7 separate regions of the Homo sapiens genome follow, and regions 2, 3, 4, 5, 6 and 7 are each linked to region 1. Evidence: chromatin contacts called from ENCODE Hi-C or POLR2A ChIA-PET data. All regions are on one chromosome and are shown on one strand. Each heading gives the region's core, a stretch centred on a gene start or an enhancer-like site at or near the end of the contact. The rest is flanking DNA. Distances are from core to core; before and after follow the strand shown.

Region 1 (3,282 bases), core at 514-3,013:
ATGATCATAGCTCTCCATCAGGTTCTTTTAAAACAACACACTAGCGAGAAAGCTCTTTTTATCCGCCTCCATCTGCTGTTGGTGGTGATCAGCATACTGTGGGCATTGTGGTATCATCCGAGATTAGGCTGTGAAATAGGAAGTGGGGTTACAGGCAGATCCGCAAGTGTATGCAAACTGTTGAGTTCTATCTCTTGCTAAAACCAAGGGTGCCCAATTCAGGTTTGGAGAGTAGGGAAAGTAAGGTTATCAGCGCATTCCTATCAGGGTCGTTTTCTTTTTTGCACTGCTCTTGTTCTGGTTTTATAAGGAGAACACAAGCAGAGTCTATGGAAAATAGTTGCCAAAGCATACAGGAAATACTCCTTATACTGAACAAATGCAAGAAAACAGAACGGGTTAGAAACCGAGGGAGACAAAAAGGCAGTGGGTGCCAAGGACTGTGAAAAGCAAATGCAACGATAGAGACAGCACAGTCTCAGGCTTATTTTTCAAAAATTCTCATTGTAAGCCTCTTTCCTTTCTAAATGGAGACTATCTTAACACTTTAGCTCGCATTAGACTTAATTTAATAAGAAGGTTGTAAACCACAGCTGTTAAAGTCTTGCCACTGCCCTACCGGATTCTTCGCATCCTGTAAGGCACAATTCGGAGTTCAGCTGGTTGATAAGGAAGCCAGGCATTGTGGCATCTTCAAGTACGAAGTGAAGCACAGGAAAGAGCCAACTCCGGAGAGTAGCTCTTCATTGCTTGAATCATACATATGCTTGTTTTTTCCCCCCTCTCCTTTCTGGTCTCTATTATTAACAAATATTTCATCCTGGCACAACAGGCACAATCAACAACTGGTTAAGGAATGAGTAGTTACTGAAGTCCCAACGCCTCTCAGTTATTTTTCTCACACTCACTGTATTCTAGACCTAGAAGCCAGCTCTCATTTGAAAGCTGAGGTTCAGAAGGGTGAAGTGCCAATAAATGGCAGAAGCCAGGTCTCTTTCCTGATTCCCATTCCAGCTGAGCTCCTCCTGCCACTGGATCACCATCAAAGACCTGCCAAAGCTGTTACTTCCGGGTTCGGTGCTGCCACAGTGCAAACGGGGATGACTTTGGACAATGACCCTGTGGCCCCCGCAGGGCTCGCACCCTCAGGCCCGTGGAAGGCTAAATGCTGACGGACTGGTTCTGCCCTGGAGCGGCTCTCCGCGTCCCAGGGGTCTCCTCAGTCCCGAGTGTGCACAGCGGGTCCTGCCACGTACCCTGGCGACCCCAGCAATGGACTCAGTGCCCCGGGTCCCTTTCCGTCTCCCTCAGGCGGCGTGCAGCACTTTTTCGGGTGTCCCAGTGGAATTTCCGGGCCCGTGAACGACTGACCCACGCCCGGCCGCAGCTCCAGGGGCCGACGAAGGGAGCGCTAGGGCCCACGGCAGGGCCGTCTTTGCCCGGGCTCCATTCCTGCCACCCTGGCGCTATGTCCGCCCTTCCCTGGTTTTCCCTACGAGCGTTTTTTTAACGCTTCCCACTCCTTGTTTACAAAGTGCTGAGCCCCCTTGACCGCAGGCTCCCGCGCCGGCCCGAGTTCCCACACCGTACGCTGGCTGCCCCCTATTCGGATCCCCGCCGGGCGCCGCACCCCCTAGCCACCCCAGACCGTCCCGGAGACCCGCGCCCGCCCAGCTCGCCCGGGCCATCACGTGAGCCTCCCGCCCCGCCCCCGCGCGTCACGTGAGCCCCGCCCCCGCGCCGGCGCGCTCCGACGTGCCCTGTAACTTACCCTCCCTCAGAGGCCAGCCTGCGGGGACGGGCCGGCCGCGGCCGTAGCCGTGTGAACGCTCTTCGGGCTCGCGTCGTCGACCCGCAGCCGCGGGGCGGACTAAGAAGGGAGCCGCCTGCTGCGAGGCCGCCGGGCTCCCGGTGAGGTGCAGGGCGCGGGTCCTGGCGGACGGAGGGCAGGTTGGCGAGGCGCTGCACAAAGGCGCGCCGGGGCCGGGCTGTGCCCGCCGAGGGCGGTGGAGTCGGGGGGAGGCGTGTGCGGGAGGCGCGGCGGCGGCGGCGGCGGCGCCGCGGAGGTGCGCGCAAAGGGAGGTCGGGCGCGCAGCGAGGGGCTCTGGGCGCGGGGGTTAGGCGCCGAGGGGGAGGGGGCCGGCGCAGCCTATTGGCTGACGTGGGCGAGAGGGTTTAAATGGCCCGAAGTTGTGGCTTCTCTGCCCCCTGGGTTTCCTGACTTCCTGTGTGAGGGCAGCGCCCGCCCGCCCCGCCCCCAGGGAGGAGAGTGTGAGGGTGCGCGGGTGTGTGTGTGAGTGCGGGAGAGTGCGCGCGTGTGTGCACAAGGCGGGTGTGTGCGTGTCTATGTGCAAAAGGCGGGTGTGTGCGCGCGCGTGTGTCTGCAAAAGGCGGGTGTGTGTGTGTGTGTGTGTGTGTGCGCAAAAGGCCGGCCCGGCCCCTCCCGCGCCCTGGGCCCACTCCCTAATCGCGGTGGGGCTTGCAGGCCTCCACCCACCCGGGGAGCCCACCCGGGGAATCCACCTGGGGCGTCCCTCGAGGACTGTTGACCTTAAACCGGACACTTTCTTCTTTGCGGTCTTTCCCGGTGCCCTGCCCCTGCTGGATGGACGTGCATTCGCTCCCCTCCAGCTTATCTGGGCGGAATCTCCTCAAAGTCCTTGAATTGAAAAATCCTCTTTACCAGCGTGCAGCCCGCCTCCCATCTCAGGGGAGCTGGTTGTCTTCTCAGAACGGCTGTCCTTTACGCGTTGCTATCTTAAGTGACTGCAGACCCTTTGAGAAGAAATGGCCACACGGTCTTCGTTAGAGAAAAAGGCACGCCCTTCAGCTTTCGAGGCGTGTGATGTTTTCCTTTTGACTGCAGCTGCAGTTTTGTAAATGTATTTTCAAAGGCTAAAGCACGACGTTGAAAGTACACCTTTATCGAAAGTTTTAATGTCATCCCAAGTGGAGTGTTTGTTGTGGATAGAGGCTTTTAGCACTCTAATAACACGATTGGTTGTGGCTGGCTTTTGGGTTAATCATGACATTGAGAAGTAGATTTTATCGACTATTTAGGCATGCGTTCCTAAAGGGAGGTGGTGGAGGAAGGAAGGCTCACTCGGGTTCTGATTCAGGTTCTGCCACCCGACTTCTAGAGGTTAGACCTTGGGAGACTCCGGGTGTTTCAATGGAAGTGTTAAAAATAAGTATCTAGCCCCTAGCCACGCCTCTTTCATACTTAAAAGTCGGGAACGATGGCCTAGATGTGTGTGTACTTGCCCATATCGCCTTTTCTTT
Region 2 (3,035 bases), core at 42-2,541, 1.2 Mb after region 1:
ATGAGATTTCGTTCATGGTGTGGGCGATCTGAGGCACAGTCGGCAGCCTTCACCGGTCAGACAAGATGCAGGGGACTTCCTCTGATTCACTAGTTCACCTCCTGGTGTCTATGGGACCCTGTGTGGAGACTTACAGGTCTTCAAGGATGCAAAATTTCCAGCCGGGAGAGCACCACATGGGCCTCTGTTCTCCCAAAGACACGGCCAATCAGGATAGCTGGAAAGGCCTCCAGGTGAGAGCCTGGTAGGAAGTCCGCCAGCTGGTGTAGACAAGCCCGACTGTCCAACATACAAACACTTAACCTCAACTCCCTTCGGCCCTAAGGAGAAGGATGGGCTGCCCAGTTCTTTCCTGCATCTGCTTCTCATGCTGCCTTTAATAGCACCTAACTCATTTCTTCAGCAAAAAAGACTGGTGAAGGGGAGGAACACAAACTGTCCCACTGGGACAACTCTGTCCCTTTTATTCAAATCCACAAATGGGCCAGGCACAGTGGCTCGTGCCTGTAATCCCAGTACTTTGGGAGGTCAAGGCAGGTGGATCACTTGAGGTCAGGAGTTCAAGATCAGCCTGGCCAACCCCGTCTCTACTAAAAATACAAAAATTAGTTGGGTGTGGTGGCGCGTGCCTGTCCTCTTAGCTACTTGGGAAGCTGAGGCAGGAGAATTGCTTGAACCCGGGAGGCAGAGGTTGCAGTGAGCCCAGATTGCACCACTGCACTCCAGCCTGGGTGACAGAGCAAGATTCCCTCTCAAAAAAAAAAAAAAAAAATCCACAAGTGGTTCAATATTTGCTTAGACACCGGCACCTTTGCAAAGCCTTCTTCAGCACTCGGATACCCCATACCTCCCTCTCTTCTCTGAACCCTAACACTTTCTAGTTGCACCATTATCTTTTTAAAATACTAGGTGCTTAGGTAACCTTTCAGGGAGAAAAATAAATCAATCACCAGATGAGCATCCAACTTTAAAGTCCTTCCATCCCTCCAGGTTCTTTTTTGACCTCTCTGGGAGGCTTTACATGTATTTCCACATCTTGGGAAATCGTGTGCACGTGTTGTTATGTGATCTCCTTCTAGAAACCTTTATTTCTGAGGCACATTTCCATGTATGGACATCAGCTCCATGCCTGTTTTCAACTGGCTCTGCAGTGGTCTGCCGTGCAAACGTCTTGGGGTTTTCTTAGTCATTACAGGATTGCTGGGCACTGGGGTTGCTTCCAGCTCGTTGCTATTATAAATAGTTGTGCTGCCTCCGGTTGCTTTTGCATTGAATCACCCACTGCTTAACTGTTTAACTGTTTCCTGGGGATAGTCCTAGCTCACTGAAGGTAGGGATGTGGTTTAACCTTTTGTATCCCCCTCACTGCCCACAGGAGTGCAGGGCTCTAAGAAGAGCTTTATAACAAACACGGTTGCCAGGCGTGGTGGCTCATGCCTGTAATCCCAGCACTTTGGGAAGCCAAGGTGGGCGGATCACCTAAGGCCGGGAGTTTGAGACCAGCCTGACCAACATGGAGAAACCCCATCTCTACTAAAATTACAAAATTAGCCGGGCGTGGGGGCACATGCCTGTAATCCTAGCTACTTGGAAGGCTGAGGCAGGAGAATCACTTGAACCCGGGAGGCGGAGGTTGCGGTGAGCTGAGATTGTACCCTTGCGCTCCAGCCTGGGCAACAAGAGAGAGACTCCGTCTCAAAACAAAAACAAACAAAAACAAAAAGACAAGACAAAACAAATAAAAAAACATGGTTAGCAATGGACTGCACTCTTGCCATGTGCCAGACGCCGGGGTAAGTGCCCTCCACATATCATCTCATTTAATCCGCATAGCCGCCCCACACAGTAGGTGCCACGGTGATTCTCATTTTATCAAGGAGGAAACTAGCGCTTAAGATGATCAGATGCTTTCCCCAAAGCCGTATAGTCAGCAGACGGTGGCTGGTGGAGCTGGCTGAGGCCACTGACTCCACACACCCCTGCTCAGCCTGTCTCATGGAATGTCGCTGGGACGGGCAGATGGCTCCTATAGCCCTTCCAGTGCACTCCTGGCTGGTCCTAGGCTGAGGCTGGGCAGTCTTTTAAATTTATGTATATATTTTAAAATTTATTATTTATTTATTTATTTATTTGAGATGGAGTCTCACTCTGTTGCCTAGGCTAGAGGGCAGTGGCGTGATCTCAGCTCACTGCAACCTCCGCCTCCTGGGTTCAAGCAATTCTCCTGCCTCAGCCTCCCAAGTAGCTGAGACTACAAGCACGCACCACCATGCCTGGTTAATTTTTGTATTTTTAGTAGAGACAGGGTTTCACTATGTCGGCCAGGCTGGTCTCGAACTCCGGACCTCATGATCTGTTTGCCTTGGCCTCCAAAAGTGCTGGGATTACAGGGTGAGCCACCGCACCCGGCTTTATTTATTATTTATTTATATGCAGGATCTCACTCTGTCACTCAGGAAAGAGTACAGCGGTGCAATCTCAGCTCCCTGCAGCCTTGACCTCCTGGGCTCAAGCGATCCTCCCTCCCACCTCAGCCTCCTGAGTAGCTGGGACTACCGGTGTGCACCACTACACTTGGCTAATTTTTAAGTAATTTGTCATAGAGATGGATCTTGCTATGTCGCCCAGGCTGGTCTTGAACTCCTGGGTTCGAGCGATTCTCCCACCTCAGTCCTCCCAAAGTGTTGGGATTACAGACATGAGCCACCATGCCCAGCCTAGGCAGATTTCTTGGCTTGCAGCTTTCTAAGAATGTTCAAGATTTGCCCCATGCAGAATCACATGATTGAAAGTTACTCGTTTGCCTGTGCTGCTAATCCCATGTAGAAGACCACCTTCGAGTGCCTGCACCTGTTTGCTCCCAAGCTCCGTGTCTGCCATGTGAGACATCTGTCACTGTCACACCAGGCTCCAAGTGGACTCAGCATTTCCATTCCAGCTCCTGGGTCCCAGACAGCGTTTTCTAAACAGAAGAGCCCGTCTTCCTCTCATACCCACTGAAGGGAGAATGGAGAAGAGGGCGGGGTTCTGCTTGC
Region 3 (3,385 bases), core at 518-3,017, 1.5 Mb after region 1:
TGTTTCCTGGCAAGTGTGAATGAAAATGGCCAGCATAACAGCATATGCTTCTGCCTAACAAAGAATGACTATTACTTGTGTTATTTCTCATTTAAAATATTTTTTTAGGCCGGGCACAGTGGCTCATGCCTGTAATCTCAGCACTTTGGGAGGCCAAGGAGGGTGCATCACCTGAGGTCAGGAGTTCAAGACCAGCCTGGCCAACATGGTGAAACCCTGTCTCTACAAAAATTAGCCGGGCGTGGCGGCGGGCGCCTGTAATCCCAGCTACTCGGGAGGCTGAGGCAAGAGAATCGCTTGAACCCGGGAGGTGGAGGTTGCAGTGAGCCGAGATCGCGCCATTGCGCTCCAGCCTGGGCGACAAGAGTGAAACCCCCTCTCAAAAAAAATTTAAAAATTATATATACATATATACATATGTGTGCCAAAATAGTACATTCTCCCTCAGGGCACATTTCTGACTATGTTTTTGCTCTCAAAAAGCCCCGGATTATGCGTTTCAGGCGTATGGAAGGAAGGACCGACACTCTGCTTCAAAACCTCTACATGCCTCAACGTTCCCATTTGCTTTACACGACAAAGTCCTCATGGGCCGTATGCCAGACGTCCTGCACACAAACCTCAATCCGTCGCAGAGAGCTGGGGGCGTCAGCTGGAAGTGGATTACACTCTCCTTGGCACAAACGACTCAGGCCACAGGTATGTAAAGCAACTGCAAGAGCCTTTCTGTCCCTGTTTTTTATCAAGAGCAGCCTTTAATCTTGTCTTCCCAAAAGTGAAATAGACAAGCATCGCAACGTTTCTCTCTTACAGGCAGCCGGTGGCCTTCCCCTGTTAACTATGGAGACAATCCCTAGGCGTCCTTCTCCGCCCAGAGCTAGAAAAATTTCAGAGTCCTGATCATGCACTATCGCTCGAAAACAACTTCCGTGAAAATAACTTTTTTTTTCTCCTAGTATTCTTTCTTAGACCAAAAGCCCAGCCTTCGTGTTCTGCTATGACCTCTTTAGTCATGGGATAGAGTCCGGGTTACAAACTTGAATTTAGTTCCAGCCATTCACAAGTCTCTGGGCTCCGCCAACCCACACTCCCACTCCTTTCCTCCTGGTTCTCTAAGTCAAGGGAGCCTAAAAGGCTTATAAATTATCAAAGCACCCAGCATTTGGGAGGATCGGGTCCTCCAGCCTCCGAGCTGCACTCACCGGGTCTCGGGCAGGGAGAGTGCGGCCGTCCAGGCGGCGTCGGCAGCGGGAGGCGCAGTGACAGCGGGTCCCCGCTTCCCCGCGCACTGCCCAGACCAGCACTGCCCTGGCGCTGCGGATACGGGAAGGAGGAGGAAGGGGGAGGAGTCGCGAGTCTGCACCCCGTGAGACCCTTGCGCAAGGTGCTTTCCAGCTGTGCCTGGTGCAGCCGGCGACCCGCGAGCGCAGCTGTGGGCACGCCCCCACCTCTTCCCACGCCAGAGTTTTCCCCTCTGCTGGGGGCACCCTCCATTTCTGCATGGGAATCCCCGGGGCACCCAGGCGGGACGCGACCCGAAAGACACGCCGGAGACCCCCAACCCTGGATTACCTGCGGCCTTGGCGCTCCCACGCCGGCCGAGCGCTCCAGCCGCGGCCCCCCGAAGGTTCGGTGCGATGCTGGCTGCAGGCCTGTGGGAGCCGAGCACGCCGGGCCACTGGGATCCGGCGGCGGCAGCGGCAGAAGCAGGAACCAGGGCGCCGGACCCCAGAGCGTGGCGCGCAGTCCAGAGCGGAGCGGACGAGTGAGACCCGCGTCGCCCGCACGCTCAGACCGCCCTGCTCTGCCCCTGACTCACGGCGTCTGAGCCTGCCCAGGGGCGGCGCAGCGGACGCCAGCCACCGCCTCCCCGACTTTTCCATTTCCCCTTTCTCTCCGTAAACAGAAAGAGACTGCCCGGTTGCAGGGTAAGCCAGAGCCCCCGCGCTGGGAAATTCCGCGTCTCCCCCCCACCCGCCACCCCGCCGCCCCTCATTTGCCCTCTGGGCGCCCGGGCGGAGCTGGAGGCGGGACTAGGGAGGAGCAGAGCGGCGCGCAGGGAGGAGCGCGGGACGTGAGCTGCGGCCCGAATCGAGAGCCTGGGACGGGGACGAGTTTTCCCCCGGGCCTGGTGACCCAAGGCGTCTTAGTGGCGGAGTTGCAAGAGGTGGTTGTGCCCTTCCCGGTCCCCAGGGAAGGTCGTATATCTTAGTGTACTCGCGCCCTCGGCGCTTCTCTGGAGTCCCAGGGTCCGGCGGGAGGGCACGCTCCCGGGGGGCGGCGGGGAGGGCAGTCACCAGACCTTTTTCCGCGCGCCCCACGCTCTGGGGTGGGGACAGAGGCGCCGTGTGCCCTCCCAGCAGTGCTGCGGGAAGCCGGGGAAGCTTCGGGGCTTCTTGGAACCGCGACTGTGGGTCCGATTGCTAGTAGCACGGCCCCGCCTCGCCCAGATTTCGCTTCAAATTCACACACAAAGAGGGCAGTGACCCGTGGTGCGCACGCACACATTCCAACTTAGAGATTTCCAAGAGGCTGCGGCAGGGTGGGCCCGGAACCTGGTTGTTGGGCGCTCGGCTGGGAGCCTGTGCACTCCGCCAGCAGAACCTGGTTTTCTTCTCTGCAGTCTTTATTAAAATTGGTTATTTTGCGGCACCGCCTCATTAGGAAGCGTACTTGTACTATCTCCCCGCTCCCGCCTACCGCTAACCCTCAGTCCTAGCTGCTCATCTGGGGTTTTCCTTCTAGAGTGTCAAGCTTTTACTCCAGGTGTAACCGGAAGAGAGTTCTAGAGAAAAGCGCCACTCTCCCGAAATCCACTCTGCGGGACATTCCCAATGCCCCGCCACCCCCTCCCCCTACATTTCCCACGTATCAAGCACCCACTAGGAACCAGGCATTCGGCTAGAGCGCGGAGAGCTAGGAGCCATGTAAGGTCGACATCCTCTCTCTCTCTCTCTCTCTCTCTCTCTCTCCCCCCCCACCTACGGCCCAGGAGGTGGGGTGTCCCAGGCACAACCCAGATTCAAACGCGGTCACACTCCAAGTCCACGCCCTATTCTTCCCAGTGCCCAGGTCCGTGCTCCCTCTGCAGTTTCTAGATTGCCTCCGCGCGGTTGCGCACGCCTGTAATCCCAGCGCTTTGGAGGCCGAGGCGGGAGGATCACTTGAGGTCAGGAGTTGGAGACCAGCCTGGGCAACATAGCTACCCCGTCTCTACAAAAAATCTAAAAATTAGCCAGGCATGGTGGCTCACGCGTGTCATCCTAGCTCCTCGGAAGCTGAGGTAGGGGGATCCCTTGAGCCCAGCAGTTCGAGTCTGCCGTGAGCTATGATTGCGCCATGGCACTCCAGCCTGGGCGACAGAGCGAGGCCTTGTCTCAAATTT
Region 4 (3,254 bases), core at 197-2,696, 1.6 Mb after region 1:
CAGGTGCCCACCACCACACCTGGCTAATGTTTGTATTTGTAGTAGAGACAGGGTTTCGCTATGTTGGCCAGGCTGGTCTGGAATTCCTGACCTCAGGTGATCCTCCCGCCTTGGTCTCCCAAAGTTCTGGGATTACAGGCGTGAGCCACCACACCCAGCCAGCACAGCCAACTTCTAATGAGGCCACCTTAGACAAGTTACTTACTGTCTCTAAGCCTCCGTGTTCTCATCCATGAAATGGGTTTAATCACTCAGATTTGTTGAGATGATTAAAAAGGAAAATACCTGCAAGGCAATAGCACCATGCTAACACAGAGCTGGCTAGTCAGTTCCGGTGCTGGTTTGTCCTCTCTCACGCTCCGATTGCGAGGCCCCTTGCTTTTCCTTTCGCCTCCAGCAGCAGTGTATTCCCCCGGGGAGGCTGCCTTCAGTTGCAGGCTTCTTTGCACTGTTTCGTATGTCCTTTTCCCAGGCACCCGAGCAAGGGCCACTGGTTATGACACAGGCACTGAGGAGGAGCCTTGAATCAAGGGCAGAGCTCTGACTTTAAACTTTGACTCCCCAGGTGTGACCTATAGCCAGTCGTTGTCTGATCTGTGCCCCACTTTCTCATGTCCAAAATGAGAAGACTGAACCAGTCCTCTCCAATGCCTTTCGTATGGCTTTAAGATGAGGTATGTACCTCTCACTTGGAGGAGGGGCTGGCAAAACCACTTGAATTTTAATTTGAATTGAGGCATATTGGCAGAGGTTGTAAAATGTCCTCACATGGTTCAAGGAAGATGATGATGCCCTGCCTGCTCCTGGTGCCCCTTTCAGAGAGGTTAAAAGCCTTTCCATTATTTTAACTTTTTTTTTTTTTTTTTTTTTGAGACAGGGTCACGCTCTGTTGCACAGGCTTAAGTGCAGTGGCGCGATCTCGGCTCACTGCAACCTTCGCCTCCTGGGTTCAAGTGATTCTCGTGCCTCAGCCTCCCAAGTAGCTGGGATTACAGGCATGTAATCACGCCCAGCTAATTTTTTTGTATTTTTTAGTAGAGACAAGGTTTCGCCATGTTAGCCAGGCTGGTCTCGAACCCGTAACGTCAGGAGATTCACCTCCCTCAGCCTCTCAAAGTGCTGGGATTACAGGCATGAGCCACCGCGCCCGGGCTCTGGTTCTATTTTCATGATGCTATTTACAAGAGTAGGTGGAGCGCTCCTTCTATGGAACTTTTCATTTGGTAAATTGTGTGACTGTGGAAGTAAACCATGTCTGAAAGCTTAGGTATCTTCTTTCCGGCCTCAATTTCCTCTCTTCCTCTAAAAGCGAACTTCTTTCGCCTAGTTTGACCCTCGAGGCTTCCCATTTCTTTTGCCCCCCCCCTCCCCCCCGACGCATGCGCGAAAACGCGCTGACCTTTCAGCTTCGCGCTAGTGCTGTTTTTTTTTTTTTTTTTTTTTTAGCAATGGCGGTTCCCGGCGTGGGGCTCTTGACCCGTTTGAACCTGTGTGCCCGGAGAAGAACTCGAGTCCAGCGGCCTATCGTCAGGCTTTTGAGTTGCCCAGGAACTGTGGCCAAAGACCTTAGGAGAGACGAGCAGCCTTCAGGGAGCGTGGAGACAGGTGATGGCGCCGGTTTGCCCTGTAGTTCCGTCCCACAGCGGGCGAGGAGTCTGGGATCACGGGGAAACACGTGGCCTGTGGAAACGGCTGTGGACCCTTTGGCAAGAGGGTGGGGCTGTGTCCTGTCCTCTCCTCTCCTCTGATCTCTGTAGGGGAACCCAGGGTCGCCGCCGTTGCTGAGGCAGAAGTGAGATGTGTGATGTTTGTTTGGGGCGACTCCTGTGTACAGTAATGGAGTTGTTTAGACTTCCATGAAATTCAGGTCAGGAACCCAGTTTGCTTGCACTTTACAGTTTGACGAAATAGTGTTCCCAATGATAGTAATGCTACACACCTGAGCCAGTCGCTGCATCGTGTACGTATATTTCTGATTTTGATACATTAAGTTGTTGCTGGAGGCCGAGTTATATTGTAGCCTGATGAATCAAGAGGATTCTTGGTTCCTAGACATAGGGTTCTGTCTATGAAATGTACTGCCGTTTACTTTATTCTTTTTGGCCATTTTGAACCAAATCAGTCTGGTAACAGATTTGGATTCACTGCAACAGGCTGTTGTCCCGCGTTCGTTCTACATTTATATGCTTCTTTGTGTATTGAGAAGCCAGTGTTATTGAACCTCTCTTGTGACTCAAGAGCTTGTGTATTCTATTTACAGTTCTTAAAACGATCTTGCAAGAAATGTATCACTGTGTCCATTTTACAGATGTAGAAAATGGTTCAAAGAGGTAAATAACTTAGGCAAGGTCACTAGCTCAGTTAATTTAGACTTCTAGTCAAATTATTAAACAAAATGTATTGACTTCTACGATTCCTTGGAGCTATTTTTTCCCTAAAATAAGCTGGTGTCTTTATCAGACTGTATAAAAGACTTACATTGGCAGGCAGTGAGAAATCTTTATGTATTTCATTCAAATATTGATTGGATTGTATTTAGTGGAAGCTACTTCTGTTGAACATTTCTAAGTAACGCTGAAAATTTGAGTAAGGATTCTGCCAAAAAAGCTATTGTAATTTAACATTTGTATGGGTGTTTAAATTTGAGAGTATGTTCATATGCTCTTTGATATATGAAACAACCCTGTAGCGTAGGTGTGGAAGGAAATAACTGTTACTCCATTTTATAGATGAGGGAACAGGGTAGTCCAAGGGTAGCTTGAGTAGTTCAAGCTAAACTCAGCTATTCGGTGGCAAAAATTAAAAAACCCACTGTTTTTTTTTTTTCTTTTTCGGGACGAAGTCTTGCTCTGTCACCCAGGCTGGAGTGCAATGGCACGATCTTGGCTCACGGCAACCTTGGCCTCCCGGGTTTAAGTGATTCTCCTGCCTCAGCCTCCCGAGTAGCTGGGATTACAGGCACGTGGCACCACGCCTGGCTAATTTTTGTGTTATTAGTAGAGATGGGGTTTCACCATGTTGGCCAGGCTGATCTTGAACTCCAGACTCAGGTGATCTGCCTGCCTTGGCCTCCCAAAGTGCTGGGATTACAGGCGTGAGCCACCGCGCCCAGCCAGTAAAACTCACTTCTAATTCCAAGACTATACTCTTCATTTACTGTAGCTTTGCTATTTTTCTTTTTTAAGGAAATGTTTCATTTTGTGTCATTAGAATAATACGACTAAATATTCAGGGATTCTTGCAGGAAATAACAA
Region 5 (3,240 bases), core at 722-3,221, 1.2 Mb after region 1:
CTTTTCTGTAGGGTGGGAAGGGGGTTGGGAGAACAGACAGGAAAAGAACCAAGATGAAGCCAAGCTTAAACAAAGGAATCTAAAACACATGCGGCTGCTGGAAAAAACCTCAAAGTACGTGAGTACATATAAAATAAATGGTTTATTTTCCTGCATTTTACCAAATACTGACATTTTGTTATTTTAGTCTGAAGTCTTGCAAAGCTTTGTGTCCATGGAGTTTTTGATGTGCCTTAATGTGACATGAACCATGTCAGGACTAGACTTTTCTTACATTCTAGCAAGTTTTTTTTGTTTTTGTTTTTTGTTTTTTTTGAGATAAGGTCTTGCTCCGTTGCCCAGGCTGAAGTGCAGTTGCACAATCATAGCTCCCTGCAGCCTCGAACTCCTGGGCTGCAGTGATCCTCCTGCCTCAGCCTTGCAAATAGCTGGAACTGCAGATGTGTGCCACCATGCCTAGCTAATTTTTTAATAGAGACCAGGTCTCGTTATGTTGCCCAGGCTGTCTTGCACTTCTGGCTTCAAGCAATCCTCCCACCTCAGCCTCCCAAAATGCTGGGACTACAGGTGTGGGCCACTGTACCTGGCCACATTCTAGCAAATTCTTGTCTTTGGGATGCCCTGGGAGTGGCACGCTGGGTGGAGATTTCGGCAATAGCAGGAGCTGTGGGCAAACCTCACTTGTCATCTACTCTGTGCCACCCAGTCACCTGCAAATGCTCACCAAGTTTCCTCCAATTAATTAATAGACGTAGGGAAGAGGTAGCTCCCTCCTCAATTCTCTATTATTTTATTTCATGTTACAACAAAGCTCTCCAGAGTACAGAGATTCTCCCATCACTAAAATGAACACACTTTCATAGATCTTGAAGTGCCTTTTTGTGCACTTATTTCTAGGCCACTGACCAAGACGGCAGATGGGGAGAGCACAGAAAGATAGGAGGTCTTGTGCGGGCTTGGGATTTCAGAATTTGTGCTGTCCCCAAGAACACAGGTAATTTAGAAAAAGGTAGAGCTGAGGGCTGGGTGTGGTAGCTTATGCCTGTAATCCCAGCAGTTTGGGAGGCCGAGGCAGGTGAATCACCTGAGGTCAGGAGTTCAAGACCAGCCTGGCCAACATAGTGAAACCCCGTCTCTACTAAAAATACAAAAATTAGCCAGATGTGGTGGCGGGCACCTGTAATCCCAGCTACTCGGGTGGCTAAGGCAGGAGAATCACTTAAACCCAGGAGGTAGAGGTTGCAGTGAGCCAAGATAGCACCATTGCATTCCAGCCTGGGCGACAAGAATGAGACTCTGTCTCAAAAAAATAAGTTAATTAATTAAAAATTTAAAAAAAGAAAGAAAAAGAAATAAAACAAAAGGTAGAGAAGATATGCGTGCTGCGGAGGGAGTAGCCCTGGAATAATATGCACGATCTTTCATCCCTCCAGACCCATCTTCGGTTGTGAATCTGGCCTGGGATGCAGCCACCTCTTAGAGCAACCCCCGCTGCTGCTTGTGCCCTGCTGTGCTACTGCCTCAGTCACTTCCTGCTTGGTCAAGACCACAGCTGCTGATGTCACAGCTGAGGCACATCAAAAAGGCTGCCTGATTCAAAGAAAGCTGCCGGATAAATCATAGAGCACAGACACTTCTACCTCATGCTCTTATGGGACTTTAGGAACCAAACATAAGCACCTATGGAAAATGCACGGTGGTCTTGAAAGGCTGTGTGGTCTTTATCAGAAAATATCTGAATGACTGTCTCTTATGTCAGTCCTACTCTGCAGGCTTGCTAAGATGATAATTGAAAGGGCTTTTGGTTTCTGCTTTAGAATCTGTCACTTATGTTTTGAAGCGTTGTGAGCAAGCGATGCAGCAGATTGCAGGGTGAGGGGGATGAACCTGGGCCAGAAGCCAGATGTGTTTCTCCACGCACTGCCCTGACCTACAGCCGGAACTGGGCTCAGTGGTTTCAGCCTCATTTGCTAAGAAGGGCTGGGTGCGTAATCTTGGCTGCACCTTAAAATCCCTGGGAGCTTTTAAGACATATTGACACATAAACTGTAACTCACATGAAACGAAAACACATCTCTGGGGCTGGGCTGAGCAAATGCCTTTTTTTTAAAGGCCCCTCAGGTGATTCTGTCTCAGAGATGTTGAAAACCAGTGGGTTAGGAGCTCAGTCATCTACTTTCAGATCTGTGATTATGCCACTATTAAATACAGTTGGCTATCACATAGATTTTTATGCTTTAGCTTGTTTTTTTTTCTCTGCTATACCAAATAAAATCTTTTGAGCTGTTGTAGTTCCAGTCCTTAAAACAACAGTTGTTACCATACTGAGGTTAAACATTAGTGCATTTGCTTAACAAGGACATTAAAACTTCTTACCACACTGACATAATTTTAATGATTTCTATAATAATTAATAAGAAAATCAATAATTGGATTTTAAAGCAGGAAACTAGGCAGGAAAGTTGAAATTCATATACCAGTTCAATGGAAAACATTAAAATGTAGTTGTGTGATGCCCAATATTCTATGCTGTTTGTTGGTTCATTGGTTTCTCATCTATTGTAACAGCACCCATAGTTAAAAAGCACTACTTTTTTTGGTCTGATAGTTAAAAAGACAACAACAATCCTTTGCATGTAAGAATTTTTTTCTCATAATCACAATTTTAGAGTTTGCACATATTCTATTCAATTTCAAAAATAACTTTAAAGAGTCTAGTACCTGCAGGGAATATTACAATTGCAATCATTGTTTTAATACCATCTCCTCTCCCTCTTCCCTTCCCAAAAGGTATAAAGACATAAACATCATCTGCTGCCAAATAAATCCTGGAATTCGAGGGCGATGCTGGGAAGGTATGAAATTAGAGGGAGGCATGTTGCTTTTGCACTTTCAGATCAATGGCTGAATTCCAGACCCGGGGAAGCCTTTCAGATCCGCATGTAATTTGTTTAAACAATTGCTGTTCATCTGCCACAGCAGCACTTGGAATGCCGCAGGGAGGAACTTGCAGCATTTCTTGCTCACTTCAAGAAATCAACTATAACAAACCTCTTCTGGAAGACGACAGCATCCATATTTCTATAATAGTTAGATAAAAGTTAAAGAACTGTTCCTTTTGTGAATATTCACAGTCCACTGCATATAATCGTTTATGAAAACTGAACCCTATAAAGAGCGAGAGTAGAGGACTGTGGTGAGAACAGAGGGATCGAAGGGAATCAGCTCGCTCAGGGAGCC
Region 6 (3,154 bases), core at 555-3,054, 1.4 Mb after region 1:
AATTTTGGCATCCACCATTCATTCCCCCTAGTCAGGCATTGCCTTCACTCCAGTTTTCATTCAAATTATACATATTCTTGAGAAATATATCACACTCCCTCCCTCCCTGGCTACTTTACTATAAGTCAAGTAAGTTGTACCAAGAAACAGGACAAGAAAGTGAGAATGGAGGCTGGGCGCAGTGGCTCATGTCTTTGGGTGGCCAAGGCAGGTGGACCACGAGGTCAGGAGTTCGAGATCAGCCTGGCCAACATGGTGAAACCCTGTCTCTACTAAAGATACAAAAAATTAGCTGGGTGTGGTGGCAGGTGCCTGTAATCCCAGCTACTCTGGAGGCTGGGGCAGGAGAATCACTTGAACCCAGGAGGCGGAGGTTGCAGTGAGCCAAGATCAGGCCATTGCACTCCAGCCTGGGTGATAGGGCGAGACTCCATCTAAAAAAAAAAAAAAGTAAGAATGGAGATCAGATAGGGGTTGGGGTAGGTGGTGTCTCATGTCTTAACCGGGGAAAAACCTTGTTCTCTATCATAAATTAGCCCGGGACCAGCTCCATCCCTATGACACACACTTTACTCCCTCCAAAAGGGAAAATCTGAGATCATAGGTTTGTTTTCTTGAGTCATTGAAGTATCTTCCGAAGAGGGCCTGGATTTGGGGGTGAAAAAAACTATGTCAAAGGAAAGAGAGCAAACGAGAAAAACAGTGTATAGTACTTTGCCTGTCACTTCACAGGTATTTGATAAATAAACATTCCCTTACTTCCTTTCTAGTGCTTCGATGTCTCTACTGTATTAATTTCTCCTCACTTAATTCCATTCTCTAAAAGTGTAGATTTCATGCCTGAAATGATCAGAAATTCCCAGACATTCATTAGAAATCCATCTTCAAGAAGGGACTTTTGTCATGAATATTAGCAGGTTCCTATACCTGTTCAACATAGCCTTGGCTGGTTCCAGCATAGAGTTTTATGGCAGGCGGGAGATCAAGATAGTCAGCAAAACAGTGAGGTCAAAAAAACACTCACATTGGCTGGGCACAGTGGCTCACACCTGTGATCCCAGCACTTTGGGAGGCCAAGGCAGGCAGATTTCTTGAGGTCAGGAGTTGGAGACCAGCAGCAATTCTCCTGCCTCAGCCTGCCAAGTAGCTGGGCCTACAGGTGCACGCCATCATGCCAGGCTAATTTTTGTATTTTTAGTAGAGACAGGATTTCACCATATTGGTCAGACTGGTCTCTAACTCCTGACCTCATGATCCGATGGCCTCGGCCTCCCAAAGTGCTGGGATTACAGGCACGAGCCACGGCGCCGGGCCTATTTATTTATGTGTTTATTTGTTTATCTATTTGAGATGGGCTCACTCTGTCACCCAGGCTGGAGTGCAGTGGTACAACCATAGCTCACTGCAGCCTCAACCTCTTGGGTTCAAGCAATCCTCCCACCTCAGCTTCCCAAGTAGCTAAGACTACAGATGTGAGCCACCATACTCGGCCTACTTTTTGGCTTTAAATTACTTTGACACATGTTGAGTGAACGTGCTGTCTTCACTAATCCCATCAAACAAAGAAGTTCTCACCAACTGATTTCGTTCAAATTCCCATGACACAAGAAACTATAATTTTCATTCTTTTCCCATGTTGTGTCTTGAGTTTTCCAGCCCTGCAGCCTGGGCCTTTAGCCTTCATGGTACATACACAGTCCCATTTTCAGTTCCTTTCTCTCACCACTTCCTGGGGTCTCTGTTTTTTCAATTCTTGGCTTCACTTTTTCTGTCCTTTCTACATGTTTCTGCTTCGGTGCCACTTCCTGTATTTCCATGTTTTACTCTTGCTTTCCTCCCTTTATTTTCTCAGATATTCATTGATATATCAATTCGTTGACTATATATCATGTGCTTGGCACAGTAATAAGTGCAGGGGAGCCAGAAATGGATGGCACAGCCTTTCCTTAAGGGACTCATCATTATGGGTGACAGAAGAAGAAACTATCTTGCTCCCTTGACCCAGACCTTGCTGGCCCAAATCCATTTGTCATCATCCCTGCAGAGCTCTGGTCCCTGGCAGTGACACACCCTGACATGACTGTCTGCAGCGAGTGACTCAAGCCCTGGATTCTGCCCAGTCTGGTTCTGTCTCCATGACCCACTCTGTGTCGCCCTCTGTGACACTAGCCTCCTCCAAGGTCATCCTTGCTGTGCTGGGGAACACATGTCCTTGTGGTTCTGAGCTCACCAGTGAGTCCACCCATTCTGTCCTCAGCAGTTTTCTTGTGGCTTCTCATTTTTTTCCACACCCTTTGTCTGTCCCTGATAACTTCCTCTTTTTTCCCATCAACACTGGACAGTAGTTTCATTTTGTTCTCTTTCTTCCTAGAGGTGTCCCTTCCCTCCTCCCCTCCGCTCCCTGCTCCCTGGGGCTTCCTGCACTCATCGGAGCAGAAGTCACCATTCCTCTTCCGCATAGGAACCTCAAGACCCAATTCTCCCTTCTATGTGACACATCAAGTTTTCTGTCCACTAGGGGACCACAGAATTTACCATTCAAACCAGATACTTCTGAGCGTGAAAGGGGGTGCTATTAATAATTACACCAACATAGTAGGTGTAAACCACGACTGTCCCAAATGGGATCTGATGGCCATCCCACTGTTTGCAGACGTATGACCTACTAGACCACTGACATCTCATACACTTTTCTTTTGGGAGATGCTTTTATGACCTAATCCAGCAGAATTGCAGAGCTATTCCTGATTGCGTGTCACACCAGACGGCCTCTTGAGTCATATGTATTGCATGTCTCTGACTGTCCCCTAGATCAGCTAAAGCCCTCCTCCGAATGACAAGCCCTCTAAATGAGCAGTCAAACCTGCAATCATATTCATGGTCATAGTTACTGAAGTTGCAGTTTAGACAGCAGCTACCTTTCCCCCCAGCCCCCTGCCCAGCTGTCTCCAATGCCTCCCTTACCCAAATATAAACCTCTGCTGTGGTCAAGGAAATGGCAGCATCACTACTGTGCCCAGCGTTCATGGTAGTGTTTACCAAAGATCAAAGGAACTGATCAAAGGAACTGATCAAAGCCCCGATCAAAGCCCCAAATTTCCAGCTTAATCGAGTGTCTTCCTTTTAGGGCTCCTGCTGTGACCTATGGCAATAC
Region 7 (3,160 bases), core at 322-2,821, 1.4 Mb after region 1:
AGACCATCCTGGCCAACATGGTGAAACCCCATCTCTACTAAAAATACAAAAATTAGCTGGGTCTGGTGGCACGCTCCTGTTGTCCCAGGTACTCAGGAGGCTGAGGCAGGAGAATCACTTGAACCCGGGAGACAGAGGTTGCAGTGAGGTAAGATCACACCACAGCACTCCAGCCTGCTGACAGAGCGAGACTTTTGTCTCAAAAAAAAAAAAAAAAATCATGAGGAAGAATGCACAGAAAGAAAAAACAATAGAACTAAATCCAAACTTCAACTAACACAACTAACATATAAAAAGATAATGACTACAATTAAAAATCGAAACGCAAACACCAGATTAGATACAATTAAAGACCAAATTAGTGGGATGGAGGATACTTTTGAATAAATTACTCAAAATGTACCCTACAGTGCCAAAAATAAAAATAAAAAATGAAAGTAATAAAGAGGTTAAGACACATAGCAGAGAAGGCCCAGCATGCATTGAGTCAGGAAAGCAGTAGCAGAGAATGTGTGTGAGAGGCAATATTAGCAAGGGTAGGACTCAGAATTTTGAGAATTGATACGGCCAGGTGTGATGGCTCATGCTTATAATCCCAGCACATTGGGACGTGGGAGGATTTTTTGAGTCAGGAGTTCAAGTCTAGCCTGGGCAACATAGTGAAACCCTATCTCAACAAAAAATACAAAAACGAGCCAGGTGTGGTGGCACATGCCTGTGGTCCCAGCTACTCAAGAGGCTGAGATAGGAGAATCGCTTGAGCCAAGAGGTTGAGGCTGCAGGAAGCTGAGATTGTGCCACTGCCCTCCAGCCTGAGTGACAGAGCAAGACCCTGTATCAAAACAAAGAAAGCAGGGTGCGGTGGCCTATACCTATAATCCCAACACTTTGGGAGGCTGAGGGGGGTTGATCACTTAAGGATGGGAGTTTGAGACCAGTCTGACCAACATGGTGAAACCCCGTCTCTACTAAAAATACAAAAATTAGCCAGATGGGGTGACATGCACCTGTAGTCCCAGCTACTTGGGAGGCTGAGGCAGGAGAAAACCTTGAACCAGGGAGGTGGACAGAGATCATTGATGTAATACATTCAGCAACTCCCACAGATCCCAAGCAGAATAATTGTTAAATGCATCCGGGGGCCAGGCACTGTGGCTCATGCCTGTAAGCCCAGCACTTTGGGAAGCTGAGGGTGATGAATCATCTGAGGTCGGGAGTTTGAGACCAGCCTGGCCAACATGGTGAAACCCTGTCTCTACTAAAAATACAAAAATTAGCCGGGCATGGTGGCGGGCGCCTGTAATCCCAGCTACTCAGGAGGCTGAGGCAGGAGAATCTCTTGAACCCAGAAGGCAGAGGTTGCCTTGAGCTGAGATTGCACCACTGCACTCCAGCCTGGGTGAGAAGAATGAAACTCTGTCTCAAAAAAAAAAAGAAGCATCTGGAAAGAAACAGCCAGAGAGAAAAGACATATGATCTACAAAGGAGTGAAAATAAAATGAACAGCTAATTACTCAGCAGCAAAAGTGAAAGTCAGGAAACTGTAGATTATTATCTTCAATATTAGTGCCGTGAGAAAGTGAGTATTGACAGGAAACTGCCTGCCCAAACAAGGCAATTCTTAAAAGAAAAAAGTAAAATTGTGACATCTTGAAGATGTTTTTGAAAGATTGTTTTTGAAAAAGCAATACTGAGAATAATTACCATTAACAGACTCTCAAAAACTCTAAAATATACAATTCCCAATAAAAGGAAATGATCACAGAGAAGTCTGAGATACAAGAAAGATTGGTGAATAAATAAAATGTGGGAACATTTTTTCTTTTGAGATGGAGTTTTGCTCTTCTTGCCCAGGTTGGAGTGCAATGGCGCAGTCTCGGCTCACTGCAACCTCCGCCTCCAGGGTACAAGTGATTCTCCTGTCTCAGCCTCCTGAGTAGCTGGGATTACAGGCGCCTGCCAACGCGCCCGGCTAATTTTTTTTTTTTTTTTTTTTTAGTAGAGATGGGGTTTCACCATGTTGGCCAGGCTGGTCTCGAACTCCTGACCTCGGGTGATCCACCCACCTTGGCCTCCCAAAGTGTTGGGATTACAGGTGTGAGCCACCGTGCCCTGCTATTTTTTTTTTTTTAAACTGAGTCTTAATCTGTTACCCAGGCTGGAGTGCAGTGATGTGATCTCGGTTCACTGCAATCTCCATCTCCCAGGTTCAAGTGATTCTCCTGCCTCAGCCTCCTGAGTAGCTGGGATTACAGGTGCCCTCCACCATGCCCAGCTTATTTTTGTATTTTTAGTAAAGACGGGGTTTCACCATGTTGGCCAGGCTGGTCTTGAACTCCTGAACTCAGGTGATCCACCCACCTCGGCCTCCCAAAGTGCTGGGATTACAGGCATGAGCCACCATGCCTGGCCTAAATGTGGGAAAATATAAATTCACTGATTATGTTAACCAATATAATGGTTAACATATATTGTGTTGAACATTATATGTGTGAAGTTGAACATTACTGGACAACAATGGTATGTTAACTGTGAGTGGAGAGATTGATGTTAAAGCATTCTGAGGTTCTTTGATTTGGGAGCAGAATAAAGTTTATTAGTTAACTTTGGATTAGGTAAAATATTCATGTGAAATATTAATAATCAATTGCAACCAATAAGGTAAGGAAAAAATGGCGGGGGGAAGGGAGTATCTCAATCAATGTGGTTAAATCTCAAAAACATAATTTTGTGCCAAACCAAGTTTACATAGTACAATAAAGCTTAAAAATAAGCAATATTCAGTAATGTATTTATTACTTAGAGATAAGTAAAAATTGGCAAAATTATAAAGAAAGGCAAAGAAGTAATTAATGAAAGGCAAAGAGGTAATTAACAAAATCAGGATCATAATTAGCTCTGGGAAAAGAATGGGAAAAGGTATTTGGTAATGTTTATTACTTAAGTTGGGTTAAAATATTTATATTCTTTTATTAGCATTTGTATTAATATTAGTGTTAGTATTATTTGAAATGTACATAGGCATTATAGAAACTGCTTCTTTATGGGGTTTTTATTTTTTATTTATTTATTTATTTATTTATTTATTTTTTTTTTTTTGAGACGGAGTCTCGCTCTGTCGCCCAGGCTGGAGTGCAGTGGTGCCATCTTGGCTCACTGC

What was found. A loop is a pair of places that touch in the nucleus more often than their neighbours do. ChIA-PET counts read pairs that join two places held with the same protein, here RNA polymerase II (POLR2A). Pooled maps may share reads with other maps.
Region 2: a loop to region 1 is called in a map with no recorded cell type, with 4 times the contacts of the local background. The contact joins the enhancer-like site here to the promoter of ARHGAP12 in region 1. A Hi-C loop is called at or near these places in 3 of 37 single-sample maps with no recorded cell type and 2 of 50 pooled maps. POLR2A ChIA-PET finds 5 or more read pairs at or near these places in 1 of 52 experiments (activated T-cell).
Region 3: a loop to region 1 is called in a map of naive thymus-derived CD4-positive, alpha-beta T cell, with 3 times the contacts of the local background. The contact joins the promoter of MAP3K8 here to the promoter of ARHGAP12 in region 1. A Hi-C loop is called at or near these places in 1 of 168 maps with a recorded cell type or tissue (naive thymus-derived CD4-positive, alpha-beta T cell), 11 of 37 single-sample maps with no recorded cell type and 18 of 50 pooled maps. POLR2A ChIA-PET finds 5 or more read pairs at or near these places in 1 of 52 experiments (PC-9).
Region 4: a map of B cell shows a loop between it and region 1 (7-fold over the local background). The contact joins the promoter of MTPAP here to the promoter of ARHGAP12 in region 1. A Hi-C loop is called at or near these places in 2 of 168 maps with a recorded cell type or tissue (B cell and naive thymus-derived CD4-positive, alpha-beta T cell), 1 of 37 single-sample maps with no recorded cell type and 9 of 50 pooled maps. POLR2A ChIA-PET finds 5 or more read pairs at or near these places in 1 of 52 experiments (naive thymus-derived CD8-positive, alpha-beta T cell).
Region 5: a map of CD8-positive, alpha-beta T cell shows a loop between it and region 1 (31-fold over the local background). The contact joins the enhancer-like site here to the promoter of ARHGAP12 in region 1. A Hi-C loop is called at or near these places in 7 of 168 maps with a recorded cell type or tissue (B cell, CD4-positive, alpha-beta memory T cell, CD8-positive, alpha-beta T cell and 2 more), 16 of 37 single-sample maps with no recorded cell type and 15 of 50 pooled maps. POLR2A ChIA-PET finds 5 or more read pairs at or near these places in 1 of 52 experiments (activated T-cell).
Region 6: a loop to region 1 is called in a map with no recorded cell type, with 2.5 times the contacts of the local background. The contact joins the enhancer-like site here to the promoter of ARHGAP12 in region 1. A Hi-C loop is called at or near these places in 1 of 37 single-sample maps with no recorded cell type and 1 of 50 pooled maps. POLR2A ChIA-PET finds 5 or more read pairs at or near these places in 1 of 52 experiments (HEK293).
Region 7: a loop to region 1 is called in a map with no recorded cell type, with 3 times the contacts of the local background. The contact joins the enhancer-like site here to the promoter of ARHGAP12 in region 1. A Hi-C loop is called at or near these places in 2 of 37 single-sample maps with no recorded cell type and 6 of 50 pooled maps.

What each region holds. Positions count from the first base shown.
Region 1 is chr10:31,927,312-31,930,593 of GRCh38, reverse strand. ARHGAP12 (Rho GTPase activating protein 12) reads left to right here and starts at 1,763. Exons shown (of 20, transcript NM_018287.7): 1 at 1,763-1,911. LOC107984219 (a long non-coding RNA gene) reads right to left here. Exons shown (of 3, transcript XR_001747415.2): 1 at 2,551-3,282; 2 at 1,772-1,932. RefSeq lists a silencer at 1,592-2,091.
Region 2 is chr10:30,735,192-30,738,226 of GRCh38, reverse strand. No RefSeq gene overlaps it. Among named protein-coding and RNA genes, the nearest start is that of LINC02644, 13 kb to the right of the region's middle. RefSeq lists an enhancer at 1,053-1,102. Within about 2 kb of position 1,291, at least 3 of the 41 ENCODE cell types and tissues checked have a DNase peak (open chromatin) inside an H3K27ac peak, as active enhancers do.
Region 3 is chr10:30,432,566-30,435,950 of GRCh38, reverse strand. MAP3K8 (mitogen-activated protein kinase kinase kinase 8) reads right to left here and starts at 1,767. Exons shown (of 9, transcript NM_005204.4): 1 at 1,573-1,767. RefSeq lists enhancers at 266-803, 928-977, 1,268-1,367, 2,088-2,227, 2,899-3,385 and 2 more and a silencer at 1,808-2,047.
Region 4 is chr10:30,347,470-30,350,723 of GRCh38, reverse strand. It overlaps MTPAP (mitochondrial poly(A) polymerase), which reads left to right and starts at 1,446. Exons shown (of 9, transcript NM_018109.4): 1 at 1,446-1,605. The coding sequence starts at 1,449. RefSeq lists enhancers at 1,435-1,574, 1,605-1,654, 1,705-1,774, 1,785-1,884, 2,466-2,966.
Region 5 is chr10:30,700,287-30,703,526 of GRCh38, reverse strand. It overlaps the pseudogene SVIL2P. Among named protein-coding and RNA genes, the nearest start is that of LINC02644, 21 kb to the left of the region's middle. RefSeq lists enhancers at 1,398-1,447, 1,468-1,607. Within about 2 kb of position 1,971, at least 12 of the 41 ENCODE cell types and tissues checked have a DNase peak (open chromatin) inside an H3K27ac peak, as active enhancers do; they include B cell, CD8-positive, alpha-beta T cell and OCI-LY7, where a contact is called at or near this core.
Region 6 is chr10:30,493,326-30,496,479 of GRCh38, reverse strand. No RefSeq gene overlaps it. Among named protein-coding and RNA genes, the nearest start is that of MAP3K8, 61 kb to the right of the region's middle. Within about 2 kb of position 1,804, at least 13 of the 41 ENCODE cell types and tissues checked have a DNase peak (open chromatin) inside an H3K27ac peak, as active enhancers do.
Region 7 is chr10:30,524,207-30,527,366 of GRCh38, reverse strand. No RefSeq gene overlaps it. Among named protein-coding and RNA genes, the nearest start is that of MAP3K8, 92 kb to the right of the region's middle. Within about 2 kb of position 1,571, at least 3 of the 41 ENCODE cell types and tissues checked have a DNase peak (open chromatin) inside an H3K27ac peak, as active enhancers do.